Linked DNA regions of Mus musculus: regions 2 and 3 are each linked to region 1. Evidence: chromatin loops called from intact Hi-C (ENCODE). Cell type or tissue: heart. All regions are shown on one strand.

What was found. Peaks named below come from ENCODE experiments on the same cell type or tissue, not always from the same donor. Only the 100,000 strongest peaks of a DNase experiment are listed, where the experiment ranks them.
Region 2: a loop joins it to region 1, with 4 times the contacts of the local background. A loop is called at or near these places in 9 of 42 quality-filtered maps.
Region 3: a loop joins it to region 1, with 4 times the contacts of the local background. A loop is called at or near these places in 30 of 42 quality-filtered maps.

The regions. Positions count from the first base shown.
Region 1 is chr11:43,781,906-43,786,905 of GRCm38, reverse strand. The region is part of intron 1 of Adra1b (adrenergic receptor, alpha 1b); the gene reads left to right. Among named protein-coding and RNA genes, the nearest start is that of Ttc1, 36 kb to the right of the region's middle. In heart, a CTCF peak has its summit at 2,985 (motif pointing left); a DNase peak (open chromatin) is centred at 2,945; H3K27ac peaks cover 553 bases.
Region 2 is chr11:44,209,788-44,214,787 of GRCm38, reverse strand. No RefSeq gene overlaps it. Among named protein-coding and RNA genes, the nearest start is that of Il12b, 190 kb to the left of the region's middle. In heart, a CTCF peak has its summit at 2,835 (motif pointing right); no DNase peak of the experiment used is centred here.
Region 3 is chr11:44,325,436-44,330,435 of GRCm38, reverse strand. No RefSeq gene overlaps it. Among named protein-coding and RNA genes, the nearest start is that of Il12b, 72 kb to the left of the region's middle. In heart, no CTCF peak of the experiment used is centred here; no DNase peak of the experiment used is centred here; H3K27me3 peaks cover 762 bases.

The DNA of each region.
Region 1 (5,000 bases):
CAGTTCTGGGCTATATACAGTCAGTCCACCACTGCAAGGAAGCCAAAACAGCAGGAACAAGAAGCAGCCATTCACACCCACAGACAAAAGCAGGGAGAGAATGAATGTGCGCACACTTGCGCTCAGCTGCTTTTCCACTCTTACACAGTTCAGAAGCCTCTTCCAAAGGAATGATGATGCCCACAGTGGGCCTACCTCAACTAATGTAATCAAGACAATCCCTCACAGATTGTCCAGATGCCAATAGAGCAACCTTCTCTAGACAGTCATTTGTTGAGGCTCTCTTCCGAATTGCATCAAGCTGGCAATTAAAACTAACCACCACACAGGCAAAAGGGGGTCATGCTTTTAGCCCAGTGATTGGTACAAAGAAAGAATTTTGTTAAAGAGTAACTGTGGTTCTACAAGGATGCCCTGTGGTTGCAATGAGTGTCGTTGGCTCACAGCAAGTTGAATGTTTAGTGCTTACTCTTCAGAGTTGTGGAATAGACCCTATAGGATGACCTCCTTGGAACATGTCCAACCAACATGCTTCTCTCTGAACGGGCCCTGCTGGGTGTTAGCCTTTGATCCTTACACTTCACAAACCTCCTAAATCACTCAAAGCCCCTAAGAGCCAATTGACGTAGCTGGGTCTAGGAGAACATCTGTTCCCCAACGTTATCCCTTCTTATCTAAGCCTCACCTCCTCCTCCTAGCACACAACAGAAGGTAGAGGAAAATAATAGAAATGCCTCACACAAGTGCTAAGGTCTCATCCCCCACCCCAGCCCTTTCAGAGGGCTGTCTCATTAGGTCTGCTTAAAAAGCATGATCCTAAGACTGCCAAGGAAATCAGAATTGGCCATGGGGTCACTAACAGTGTTTCCCAGGGATATCTCTACTGCGGGTCAAATCAAATCAGATGTATGTTTCCGAGGTCTATGTGTTAGCTTCAAATTACAGCTATAAATGGCACAAGAATCTCTGAATTAGATATTCAGTCATTGATCAAATATTTATGAAGCATCTACTATGTGCCAGGGACTGAGCTTCCCAGGGCAAAAGGGAGTCTCAGTTCACATCTTTAAATACTTTAGGTCCCTCAAAAAGGAATGTCTCTCACTTTAAGGTCAAAATGTCAACTCATCTCTACCTATACTAACTTCTTCCTGAGGAAGGGAGAGCAGGCCTGAGGCCTGCCAGTCTGGAGCAATCCAAAAAGTACTAAGAATGTTGTATTTCTATCTTTTTTTTAACTATGGCTTTCCATTTATAGCAAATGATTCATATTTTCAATGAGTAATAAAAGCTTCTCTTAAGAGTATAGTTCTGGGCTGGGGAGATGGTTCAGTGGGTAAGAGTGCTTGCCATGCAAGCATGAAGACCTGAGTTCAAATCCCCAGCAGCCATGTAAAAAGTCAAACCATGGTCCCAACACACCTTTAACCTCACTCCTTGAAGGGAAGGCAGAGCCAAATGTCCTGGGACTTACTGGTCACCTGCCTCGCCCTGGGTTCACTGAGAAATGCTGTCTTGATAGGACAAGGTATAAAGTGAGAAAGGACAGCACTTGCCCTCCACTGGCCTCCATGAGTGTACAAATTATATATATACACACACACACACACCATATACAGCACAAACACAAAGGCATAGCTTATGAATTTATGTCTCATTAAAGTAACGATTCAGCACTTACAAACATTTAATCAAAAGTATCTTTTGTATGCATCTATCAGACTATATATTTTTAATTGTCCTACAAAGTAATAGGTTTCCTTGTGGAAATTTTATACAGTTTTTTTTTATTAATCTCCCTGTCTCCTTCTTGTACCCCATAGTTCAGGTACCAAAAGTGAATGGATTTAAAGAAAAGCGTTGTGTTAGTGGTGGCTCAGACTGACATTAATTAGTCAACCTAGTCTTGAGGTAGGTCAGGAGTCCCGGCCTTTGGAGAGTTCCTGGTCCTTTTACAACTGCCATGCCAGCTGTAGTCTGTTTTCTGAGGAAAATACAGGACGGTTTCATGCAGCTCCCGGAGCTCGGAGATCACATGGACCCAGCATGGGACTTAAGTGTGAGAAAGCGTTCTAGTGAGAACCCTTGCCTGTGGACTGCGACCACTGTCCCCTTCCTGGTGGCAGCCTGCTAGCAGAGCCAAAGCTGTGCGTCAATGTGCTCACAGCATCCATGAGAGTTAAACTTAGGGAGAGCTTTCTGTGCACAAAGCCCTCAGCAAAACTAAAGTCACCTTATCCCTGCAGAAAGCAACTCCCATGTTCCAGGGATCTGAGCGGCTCCCTCAGGGACTGGAGGGGGGATCTTCTCTCACCCCATTCCTGAGAATGCAGATTTGCCCATCTATGACCTCAGAAAAGAACTTCAAATCCCTGACTCCACTGCTCCACAAACATTGTTGGATCCAATCAACGGGAACGGGTCCTAGTGGCTACCTGCTGCTCTCCAAGCTGAGTGGTCTTGAGTGAGTCGCCCTCCTTCACTTAGTAGGCATACTTAAGAGACTTGCCAAGGCTCAACAATCTAAGATTCAGAACCTGAAGCACTGGAATTGCTTCGATAGTGGAAGAAGCAGAGCCAGACTCAGAGACCAGGGAGCGTTCACAGTGAGTTAGTGACACTGTCAGAGAACCCTCTGCAGCCTGAGCCACAGCACAGAGCACCTGCCTTCCAGGAACCTGCTTTTCCTGTTGTACTTATTCCTGTCTCCTGAGGAAGGATCTGCCCAGGGGAAAAGATCCACATGGCCCATCTTCTCTCATGCCAAAGAGGCTTAGCACCTTCTCCAATTAACTATGGGTTTCTGTACCCTACCAGGGCATTGGCTGGTCCAGCAAGTAGAGCCTTAGTCCTCATGTGTGTTGGGGTGGAGGCAGGGAGCAGGATTTGGGAGTAAAGATCCCTAGGGAAGAAGTCAAAATATTCCTGGAATCTGTACCAGGGGCCAAACAGTCCTGGACTCACAGTGCCCCCTGGTGGTGAGCCAAGGGAAGCCCATACCCAACCCCACCTCCAGCAAGGAGCAGTATGTGCCTTCTCGAGGATACTAAGTACTCAGCTAGAATTACTAAATCCAAGAAAGGAAACTGATGGGGAAATAATTAAATCAAAATTATATGTAACGATATCAAGCATAGGTCCCAACGGTTTTTCCTCTTTATTTATTGTTTATTTGATTGATTAACTGATTGATGATTGATTGATTGATTTTTGGTGAAATTACAAGACCCATCAGTACAGGAGTAATTACTATGTGGCAAATGACTATTACTTTGGAGTTGATTGTGGGGCAGAGACCTGGTTTACAGCATGCCCCTATGGACTTAACAAGTTGCATCTAGTTCAATCCTAAACAACACTGGATGTAGTTGCTTCTACTAACTCCATTTTACTGATGAGAACCTGAGGTCCCTAGGGACAGTATGAAAGTCGATATATCAGGAAGGATATTCAGGGTTCTAACCCTGAAACAATTACACACACACACACACACACACACACACACACACACGACTCCCTGTCAGAAATTTCTGAGGATGCTGGATGTGGTGGCACACACCTGTAATCCCAGCCCTTGAGAGGTAAACATAGAAAGATCCAGAGTCCAAGGTCACCCTCAGTTACATAATGAGCTTGGGCTACAGGACAGTCTATCTTTAAAAGTTAACAAACAATAGAAGAAATCACCGCAGGACACAAACATGCTGGCAAATGCCTGTACGTCTCCACTGTGGAGACTAAGGACCATGTATTTAAAGCCAGTCTATACGCTTCCCAGATAGCTGGAAGATAGCCAGAGTTGAATAGTGAAGGCTCTGTCTTAGAAACAGTGCTTACTGGAGATCGGGTGGTACCATGCAAGGGTCTGAAGGAAGAGACAGGAAAACAATGCACAGTGCAAAGGGGACAAGAAAGACCAGAACAGCTACAGGAACCCAGAGTGGCAATGTACGGAGGATGTCACAGCACACAGTCCAGCAGGAGGGAAGCTTGGGACAGCCCTTAAGAAGCCAATGCAGCTAGCTGTCAGAGCTTACAGTACAGTTGGCCCAGAGGATCCTCACAGGGGAGTTTAGCCTACAGAAACAGATGTGCAAAGAGCGAGTGCCTGAGGCTTTTTAATCGCTGCAGATTGGAACAGTTAAATATTGGAGATCAATCACCTGCTTGACTGGCATTAGGGGACATGTTAAAGAAATTACTATGCATCCAGATTGGAATGTGACATGGCAGTAGTCGGGGTGAAGAAACGATATAGACCCAGACAAGGAGAAGTGACTGAGCCAAGCAATTTAGGGAAAGAGAGGTGGAGTTGGACCCCATTTAAGGAAAAAAAAATCACAGAAGAAAACCACAACTGTTAACTCTGGTCCTCCGAACTTGACTGGAGAAAGATTTTTTTTATTCTTTTATACATTTATTTTTGTAACCGGTCATTTTAACTCAGCATTATCATTTTTATAAGAAAATATATAAATCTGGAGGGGAAATGAAAATAATGTTTCCTGTCCAGAAGGGATTTACAATCTAGTTAGTAAACAAGGCCTCAGCCAGCCCTGGGACATAGCTTGACAATATTAACAAGCAACTAAGTGGCCAAATGGGACCAGCCTGTATGTGTTCAGCAGGGTGGGGGATAAAGAAACCACACTGACTTGACTGGAGTAGATCAGAGCAGAGTTCCTGATGGAGGCTGAAGACTGGGCAGGCTGTGTTGGCCCTCTGTATCCTCCAGTCCTGCATCCGAGAGTTTAACCAACCCTGCGTTAAAAGCATTAAGAGTGGAGCAGGAAGAAGGTTCAGTGGGCAAAGGGGCTTGCCGCTAGGCACAGTTACAGGAGGTCAGTACCCCAGATCCACGTAGAAGAAGGAGATAACTGACTCCCCAAAGATGCCCTTGGAACTGTATACCTACTCCTTGGCATGTGGCCCCTAGCACAAAAATAAACAAAAGAATAAATTTGCATAGACATTTGAGGGCAAAGGTCGAAGCTCTACTG
Region 2 (5,000 bases), 430 kb before region 1:
ATCCAGAGTGTTAGGAGCCGAGAGCCTGGAAAATCTGGAGGAGGCCACTCTCCTGTTCGTTGGCTCCTGTGTGCAGCCAGCTAAGGATTGTTAATATTTTTCTTCATTTGTAGTGACATCTAGTAGAAATTCATTTGGCCCAGCATGGCAGAGTGGTTATTGGTGAGGGATGGTGTAGGCTAGGAGTGAATGTTGGGGTTGTTCTCCATCCTGTGTCCTGGTACCTTACAAAGCTACCAGGTATAAGATATATCACTAAAGTAATAAAAACAGGTCAGGCAAGCAATGCTTGCTAAAACTGCTTGCCCTTCATGAGAATATCTTTATTCCCAAGATGTTAAAATGGTAGAAGGACCAAATATGCTGTTTTAAACTGAGAAAATGGAATGAGGTGGTAGAGTAACTCATCAAAACACCTCAGCTTCTTACCCCTATCATGGACACAATAGTGCCCACCTTGCTGTGCTCTTGGAAGCATATCTAGGTTTGTGAGTATAAGCAGACCTAGTGTGTGCAGGCAGACCTAGTGTGTGCTATGACACCACTATAAAAGAACAAAATGCTACTTGCTTTTCCTGAATGTATTTTACAATATCATTTTCTAGAAGAAAGCTATTTTATTGAGACAGGATCTTAATATACAACCCTGGCTGTCCTAGAACTCTTTGTGTAGACCAGGCTGACCTTAAACTTACTCATAGAGATCTGCCTGTCCCCATCTGTCAAGTGCTAGGATTAAAGGTAGGTGTCATCATGTCCTGCTCCCAGCAAGCTCTCTTAACCAGAGCCATCACTCTCCAATTTCTAATTTTGACAGTGCAAGGAAAAGCTACTATTAATAAATAACAATGACCAATATCAACCGGGCCTTCCCAAGAAAGCCAGAGATGGAAGTTTCTAGAACCACTAAGCTTATGAAATTAGCAGTAAGTAGAGAGTTACTAATAAATGCTAGACCTCCTACCATACTGGTCTCAGTCTCTTCATGACATAGACAATAACCCACCCAGCTAAAGATTTCTTTTCATTGAAGTTGAAGACACACTTTTATGTAACAAAATATTTCTGCCTGCCCCTTCTGATTTTATTATTATTATAGAGTATGTCTTTGCTAAAGCTGTCACAGCCACCAGGGATACTATTTTTTCTGATGTAACAGTGAACCCCCTCTTTCATCCAGGGAGAAAAGACTTATATTCTAAATTACAGTGTTGGAATGAGAAGAAAGCCAATTAATTGAAGACTCCACCAATCTGGGATTTGTATTAAGTTGGGCAGAGACTGGGGCCAAAACTCCTTTTTGTAGTAACTACTGGCAAACATTAATTTGCAGGAATGAAGCTTTTCAATGTGAAAAAACGTGTCTAGGGTAGTGAGATGCAGAATTTAGAGGGCGTTTAGGCTACATAACGATAACATCGAATATTTTGGGGGTCCTTATTATGTCTCAAGTGCTGAACTAAGTTTTTTTTCATTCATATTATTCAAGTCTCACAGCAAAATGTCTCATGAAGTTGTTAGAAGATGAAACTGAGTTATAAGAAGTTGGTCACATTTGCCCCTGGTAAGCACTCAGCTTTGAATATGTGGCAGAAGGTGTGGCCTAGAGGCAGGAGGTGTGGCCTAGAGGCAGGAGGTGTGGCTTATAGGCCTGTTGTGAGGTAATTAGGTCATGAGGTCTTTTTCTTCTTCTACAAAAGTAAATTAGGTGTAGGTGCAAGATAGCTTAACAGAGAAAGGCACGTGCTGCCAAGCTGAACGCTTTCCAGTTCAATTTCTGAAGCCAATGTGGTGGATAAGGAGAATAGACTCCTTGAAGTCATCTAGTACTCTTGATCTGGACAAAGAATTTGGGCTGAAGGTAAGGGAAAAATAGGCTGTTGATAAAGCAGAGGAAAATAGCACAACATTTCTTAGGTGCTTCAGCTAAAGCACACGTGGAACTTCTAGGCACCGCTATTAGGAGACATTTTTAGGGTGTGTGGGGTATAGCAGATAGTTGAACTATGCAACTAGTGAGTACTTGGCTCAGCTATATGTAGTTACTATAGGGAGGCCCGGGTTCAATAGCTAACCTAGCCATGTCCTTCCCTTCACAGAATTTCAAGTTCAGTGAAGAAAAGAATGAGTCTGCCGGGCAGTGGTGGCGCACACCTTTAATTCCAGCACTCAGGAGGCAGAGGCAGGCGGATTTCTGAGTTCGAGGCCAGCCTGGTCTACAGAGTCAGTTCCAGGACAGCCAGGGCTACACAGAGAAACCTTGTCTCGAACCCCCCCCCCCCCCCCCCCCAAATAAAAAAGAATGAGTCTATCAGATGATGAGGGTGGACTTCTGTGAGGAGCAATGAGGGAGAGTTGAAACAATCAGCCCATAAAGTGAAAGTGGCTGCCTCTGGAAGGGCCCGCCGTGTCTCGAGGAGAGAAAAGGCAGCTGGTCCCTTGGTTCTTATTAAGGACTTAAGCTTTCTTCATACTGCAGAACTTGTATAAACAAAACCAGAGATTACTGGATGTTTCCACAAAACAAAACAAACTCAAAACCTGTTTGTGGAACTGACAGCATCTGCATAAAAGGAGGAAGGCCTTGGTGTTGAACAACAGTGTGGAGACGGTCTATGCTGAGGGGCCATAGTGCCAGGGCAGATTCCTTAGCTGTGCGCAATTGTCTTTCCTCAATTAAAATTATTCCTGAAGACTTGATTTGTGAGGAAGTCACTCTAACAACGCTGCTTCCCAACCTCCCCCTCTGACTCCTGATTCAGGGCCTCTCTGGCACAGGGCGTCCTCTCTTGGGACCCTTGGCAGAAGCAGATGCAGAGTCAGGCTTGACTTATCTCCTCTAGGTGGCAGCACATCCGTCTTCCTGGCTTGTTCCTGTCTTGTGGCGTTTCTCTACCCCAAATGCAAGGTTATGGAGAACCTCTGGACTCTTCTAGGAAATTCAAGCGACATGTGCCTTTTCCTGAGAAGTCTTCAGCAACCATCATGAAAATCCTCTGCCCTCTTCTTTTGGTTACCATGTTTATGGAACGTGATCCACCTCTTTCTGGATGAGGCTGATTGGACTATATGCAGACACACTTGGATTCTCTGTTGTGAAGATTCAAATTGAGGTTCATAGAAAATTTCTGGCTCCTAGAATCAGATATATGAAGTCTAGATCCATGACTCTCAGTTTGGTAGCCACTAAAACACTGCCCATTTGAAATTAGATGATCCAAATTGAAGTATGCCATAAGTATTATCCATACATATCAGATTTCAAAAGTGTATCATGAAGAGCAAATTCAGAGCTTCTTATTCAAATTAGTTTGGTATTGTGTCACACTTTATTAAAGGATATTTTGAACCACAGAATAAGGTGTGTTTTCAATTACATTTTACCTTAAAACATCTTTCTAAAGTTGTGCCTTTAGTTTTCTGTTGCTCCTAATCTTGGCTCTTGTCCTTTGAAAGATAAAGTCAATTCAGAGACTAAGATGAAGGCAGCAAATACAGATGTAGATAGAAAGGATCATGTCACTCTGGAGGGAGTAAAGTGGGGTGCAAGAGGGAGAAGTGTGGAAGTCAGGGGAGGTGGGGAGGAGGAAAAGATAGACAAGGAGACTCAGAGATAAAAGTAGGATAGCTGGCACCTTTCTGGGCTCCAGGTGCCATTTCAGTCCTTGGTGCCAGTCCATGGAACGGACTGTCAGCATCTCTTATTGTTGGATTCAAAACGCACATCCTTTTACTCCTTAGTGTATATTTGCCACGAAAGATAACTTCTGGGACATAATGATCTATGGATTGCTAACATATATCAATACAGCTAAAGCACCTAGACATATCATATAATGCAAAACAGGGAGGGGAGGTACCTACCCTAAATGTAGTTACTTGCCTATCCCATGCTATATCAGACACTGCTCATCCATCACCATCTTACCCAAAACCTCTTTTTCATAGCATCTGTTCTCCCCATCAAGAGGTTCTGTCCTGTAGGGTCTATGGGTTTAGCTCAGGTTGTGGAGTTTAGTAGCAGGTGCCTTTATCTGCTGGTTCTGTGGGAACCTTTTTAAAAAATGATTTCTCATCAAATGCCACCAATAGACTTATAGAGGTAGAGGAGGAAAATTGCTCTGCAGTTCCTGTGGGGAGATCGGGAGATCGCTGAGTTAGAAATCACAGGGGGCACAGACTCCTCTCAAATGGAAACGGGTATGTGAACTTAGCTTGTCTTTCTTAGAAGATCAGCTACCTTCTCAGCAAAACAGTGGTGATAACAGCGCCTGCAGCAGGGCTGTTGGGGAGAAAGAGGTTATCACATAGGATAGAAAGGAATCACACATGTGAGATGCTTTCCTCCCTTCGGTCCTCCAGTGATCAGAGCCAAAATAGGTCAGCTCTTTCTTCTCAGAACTTAGCAAGAGACTAAGAAGATGAGAGAACCCAGACTTTGGGAACAATTCCTCACAACTGTATCAAATTAAATGGGTCTGTTTTCAGGAGCCAGCAGGACCCATCAATTCCGTACCTTCTCATTTTATTTTATTTTTATTTTATTTTCAGCTCAGAGGAAATTGGCACTAAGAAGCCATACTGACAAGAGTGATTCTGGAAAATGACTCATTTGGAATTTGATTTGCTGGAGGAGTTTGAAATTGGTGAAACTTCAGCATTTAGAAGGAAAAAAGATGGTGTATGTAGTGTGTGTGTGTGTGCTTGTGTTGTGCATGTGTATCACATGTGAACACATGAATGTGTGTCCACATAGGTACATGTGGGTGTGTGCATGAGTGCACAGCAGTGCCCATAGCTGCTGCTCCCTCTCTGCAGTATATAAAAAGTATTTCAGAGAGTGAAAAAAAAAGTATGTGCTCTTGTCTGTGTCAGACACAAGTCATATTTCTTGTAGGCTGATAAAGCTTTTGTTGAAAGAACAGCGCTATGGATTAGGACAAATAAAATCTATTCATAATAATGACAAGGACATACAAGAGTTTTCTTTCAAGGTATAT
Region 3 (5,000 bases), 540 kb before region 1:
TAATCAAACATGCGACAAAATGATAACTTGCTCTTAAGGTGGCATTTGTGGGATAGCTTTGTATCCCTTCAGAAGACTACGAGGAGGAGGAAGCCATGTGTGACAGAGACTGGGGAACATCTGGAACCGTGGTGTCATGTGGGGAGATCTCTGGGGTCTGCTAAGGGTTCAGGAGGGAGAGATGAGGAAGGGGAAGGCCTGGAAGAAAACGCCTGCAGCAAAGGCAAGGGGAGAGATGTGGCCTCTGTTTCAGGGACATCAAAAGACAGAGGAGTTACCTGTCATGAACTGCACTTGGAGGAAGGGGAAACTGAAACATGGCAAGGCAGCAGCCTTGGCTAAGGGCAGTGGCTTAGAGGCAGGGTTAGGATAGGAAATGCCATCTACAGAACCCCAGAGCTTCTGCAGGGTGGCAGTCATCTCAGAGTCTCATGTCCATCACCAATAAAGAAAAATACTGCTAACCCCTGGGAGGATCTAGGCCAGCCAGCCACCCAGCCACAGCCAGGGCTCCGATGTCGGGGATGTGGGACTGTGGTAGCAGAACGAGTTCCCTTTCCTTTCCTCTCCTTTCTTTTTTCTTTCTCCCTTCTCCCTTCTTCTCTTCTCTTTTGAAGCAGTGCTACACTCTAGCCCACGCTAGCCAAGGCTGGCCTTAGATGTGCTGCAGTCATCTTGTTTCAGTCTTGTGAGTGTGGGCTCGATCTACCCACAATCTAATCCACAGACAGCTGGAATAATTCCCAAGGTTTAAGATGTTGACAAAAGACTGTGTCTGTGCACCACACCCAGATTTATTTCTCCTCCTCCTAGGGATCACATTACTCACCCCTTTTTTTAAAAAAATATTTCATAATCTCTCTCACCAAACTATAACAAAGTGTGAGATGAGTTTAGAATCCAGCAAGTAAGGGACCAGAGAGGATCCCGTCCCAGCCTGCTCTGCTTCGTGATTGGTTCTTCTTTCTTCCCCGATTCTGTAATTGTCATCCTGCCTTTCTCCCCAGCCCCTTAAGGCACCTGGTCATAGACAAGGTTTCAGAAGCCTGAAAGGCTTTCATGGGCTGGTGCCTGATAGAGCCAGCCAGGAGAACCTACCCCAGTCTGCCTGCTGCTTGGCACTCTTCTGCCATATGAGTCTCTAGGATTCTACTTCTCCCTACCTGCCCCACCACAGCAGTTGCTGATGGATAGTGAATGTTCCAAGCTCCACCACAGCTAAGCTCTAGGTATTTGGCTCTTGATCCCCAAGAGCATCCTTCTATAGTTTTTGAACCAAATGGAGTCATGGCTAGCTCTACTGAAGTAAAGTTGTCATGGCCTTGAAGAGATACTTGTAGAGTCTGGAGTGATATCCATTAACCTCAGACCAGGTGCTGAGGTTGGGTCTAGTGTAGAATAGAAGTCATTTGTAGATGAAGGTAAGGAATAAGAGGCATCCGAGAACATCCCCTGTTTATGGGTTTAAAATGTAATCACCAAGTTAATAATAAGAATATTGACTGGCCTGTTTTTCTCTGTGGAGGAGAGAAGAGAACCTGCACATCAATCAATCAATCAATCAATCAATCAATCAATGATCTACTTAGTCAGCATTTGCACATTGAGCATCTATTCTGGTGGAGAACACCAGAGACAGCATAAGATGAAATGAATAGAACCTTTGCCTTCATTGGGCCCTTCATTCTATTGTGGAAAGGAACTGGCCAATGAACAAACAGGTCTAACACAATTCCTAGATAATGAGGAAAGCAACCAGGCAACAGGCAGAAGGGCTGGCAGAAGGGATCTGTCTGCACACGGGCCATCTTTCTAGGTCTGGGTGGTACTAACATCAGGTGGCTTTTCTTAGAAGTAGATGGGTCTTCATTCACAGAATCAGGTTTGCTTCATACAGGAGAAATATTATCCAGATCAGTACCTCACAGGGGAAGGTCAGAGCCAGAGTGTCGAGAGTGAGGTTCTTCAAAGCTCCACACGAGGAACCTCTGTCCATCCTTCTGAAGTGAAGGTGGGCACATACATTCAAGAGGCATGATCATATTGATTATATGTTCTAGCACTGAGTCTGCCTGCAGAAAGCAAGGCTCACGCACCATCTCTTGTGGAGATGCACAGGCATTGTCTTGACTCTCGTAGGAATACCAGGACTTCTAGGACTCAGTTTCCCAGTGTGGCTATTCCTCACCATGGGATATATGTCATATGTGGTCCTGTGCTTGAACTAAATCTGTATTAGTAGTTCACTTATGTCTCATAGCTATCCCTTGCTTCAAAGACCACATCGTGGTTGATTGAATGCAGTTTTTTTAATCAGAGAATGCTTTTGCTTTGGAAACTGAGATTCCACTAAACAAGACTGACTTTTTGTATTCCTGTAAGATACTTGGTGACTTTAAGCAGTACTAAATGGGTTGGGGAATGTAGCCCAATTGGTAGAGCACTTGCCTAGAACTTATGAAGCCTTGGGTTCCATCCCCAGTGCTTCATAAAATCAGCGTGGTGGCACCTGCCTGTGATCTCAGCATGTTGGAGGCAGAAGAAGTTCAAAACCATCCTTGGCCAAGTAGAGAGTTGCAGATCTTCACAAGACAGTGTGTGGACATACTATCTTTAACATACAGGATTCAATCTGGTCTTGGAAACTGAGCTGGGTTGAGACTGGTTACCAATGGAATGGGAGAAACCAGATCAGCTTGAGATACAGAAGACCCTGTCTCAAAAAAAAAACAACAACAACAAAAAAAAACAAAAAAACAAAAAAACAAAACAAACAAACAAACAAAAAAAAACCAAAGCAAAACAGAACAAAACCAAAACCAAACAAAGCCCCAAAGCAACCATCAGCCCCACCAAAGCCCCCATTTTGGAAAGTTTAAGGATTTTTGCTTACCCATTATCCTTCCATCATATAGAGGGTTTTATTGAAAACCTTATAGCTAGGGGACAATGTTTAAGGCACATGTTTAGATGGGCCAGACATGGTTGCTATTCTCTACTGTCAGACACTCCTGAATCAACAGGTAGTTGAAATATGAGGCTATGAGAGGAAATGGCTGGAGATGGAGCTATTTTTTCTGCTGCAATGATAAAACGCTGTGTCTGAGGCAGCTTATAGAAGAATTTACACATTTTGGCCTACAGTTAGAGAGAAAAGAGTCTGTTATAGTGGGGAGGCAAGGCAGAAGACAGGCATGGACAGCAGAAGCTGGAAGCTGAGAGTTCATGTCTTCAAACATAAGCGCATAGCTGAGAGCAAACTGAAGTCCTGTGAGGCTTTAAATCTCAAAACTCATCTGCAGTGACATACTTCCTTCAGCAGGGATGTACACCATCTAGACCTTCCCCAATCGTGCCACCATCTGGGAACAAAATTCTCAACTATGTGAGTCTATGGAAGACATTCTCGTGGATGCTAAAAGACAAAGGTCAAGGATGGCTTCCTGGAGAAAATAGCTGCCTGGATGAAGAGTTTGGGGGGAATATTAAACCCTTAGGGAAGAGTTGAGGCAAACCTGGTTCTCAGAAGAAGGAAGTTTGTATACTAGAGCTCACATCCATGGGATGGAGCTGAGGTGTGCGTTATTAGTGTGCTCAATCTGTCACAAGAACCTACGTGTTTACTCATGACTCTGAAAGCTAGAAGTTCAAGATAATGATTCAGGTAGTTTCTTTTGAGATCTTTCTTTTTGCTTATAGGTGTCTGTCTTCTCTTCTGCATGCAATTATGCCCAAATCTCTCTCTCTCTCTCTCTCTCTCTCTCTCTCTCTCTCTCTCTCTCTCTCTCTCTCTCTCTCTCTCTCACGAGTACCAGTTTTCTTGGATGATAACTCATCTAAATGGCCTGGCTTTGACCTAGTTGTCTCTTTAAATTGTCTGTTTCTAAATACAGCTATGTTCTGAGGTGCCGAAGTTGGGGCATGTGAGAGTTGGAGAGATGCAACTCAGCCTGTAGTGGCTAAGTCAGTGGTAAGGGTAGCCCTCATTGAGTCACTAAAGAGTCCCAGGAGAACAGCAGGGTTCCTGGTCCCTTCCACAGAGCTCCTAGGACAGGAAGTAAAAGCTAGGGGTGGCCCGAGAGATGGATTTAGAGGTTGTTGGGTTGAGGCAGATATCAGAAGGTTAAAGCACAAGGTGTTCTGATGATCACCTGCTGGGGCAGGGCAGAAGAGGACCCACGTGAGACTGTGGGTGCTCCATGGAAAAAGTTCCTGATCTGATGTACGAAGGTAAGTCCATGGTGGGCCTCTATAATGGTTTGATGGGTCTGTGGGACAATATAGCCAGGTCATCCCTGTTGGAAGCAATCTGAGTTAGGGACACGAATGGGAACTTACCTGTTCTGGACGATCTGGGGAGCCTTGGGTTGAGTGAGAAAGGAGACTAGCCACGAGGCTGCATCTTTGCTAGGGAACTTACAGTGCTTCATACTGACACACACTGGGATGTGTGTGTACCAAATGACTAACACCTCCGCTCTCATGGAAGGAAGCTCAGTTGATTATTTAGTCGATGGTCTCCTGTCTGAGGAGCCTCTGGGGTCTGGAAATGGTAACGAACTTTGGGTATCTTGGGTGTTTATTCCCTTCCCAAGATCTGAGGGCGTTTAATCAGTCCTTGGTGCCTGATGAGTCACTGAATGTCCTTCTAGCTGAGTCACCTGAGGCCCCCTTCAGGGAAGGACAGCAGAGCTCTTGGAGGCAGAACCACCACATGCTTGTTTATCTGAGGAGGAGAGAAGAGGGGTGTGATTGTCCCAGCCAGCGAGAGCCCCGCAGTGTTCTGTCGCCGTGTCCTGACACAGGCGTGTATCGCGACATCAATGGACAGAGAGCAGTAACTGGGCTTGAGAGTGTATGATTTGTACTGTTGGTTGTGGTTACAGATTTGTCTTTGAAAACGTCTTTGTTGTGTTGCTTCCGTAAAGACAGCAAGCTGACATTTATAGAATCCTCACTGGCTCCCAGACAATGCACAAAGCACCTTACGTGCGTTGTCT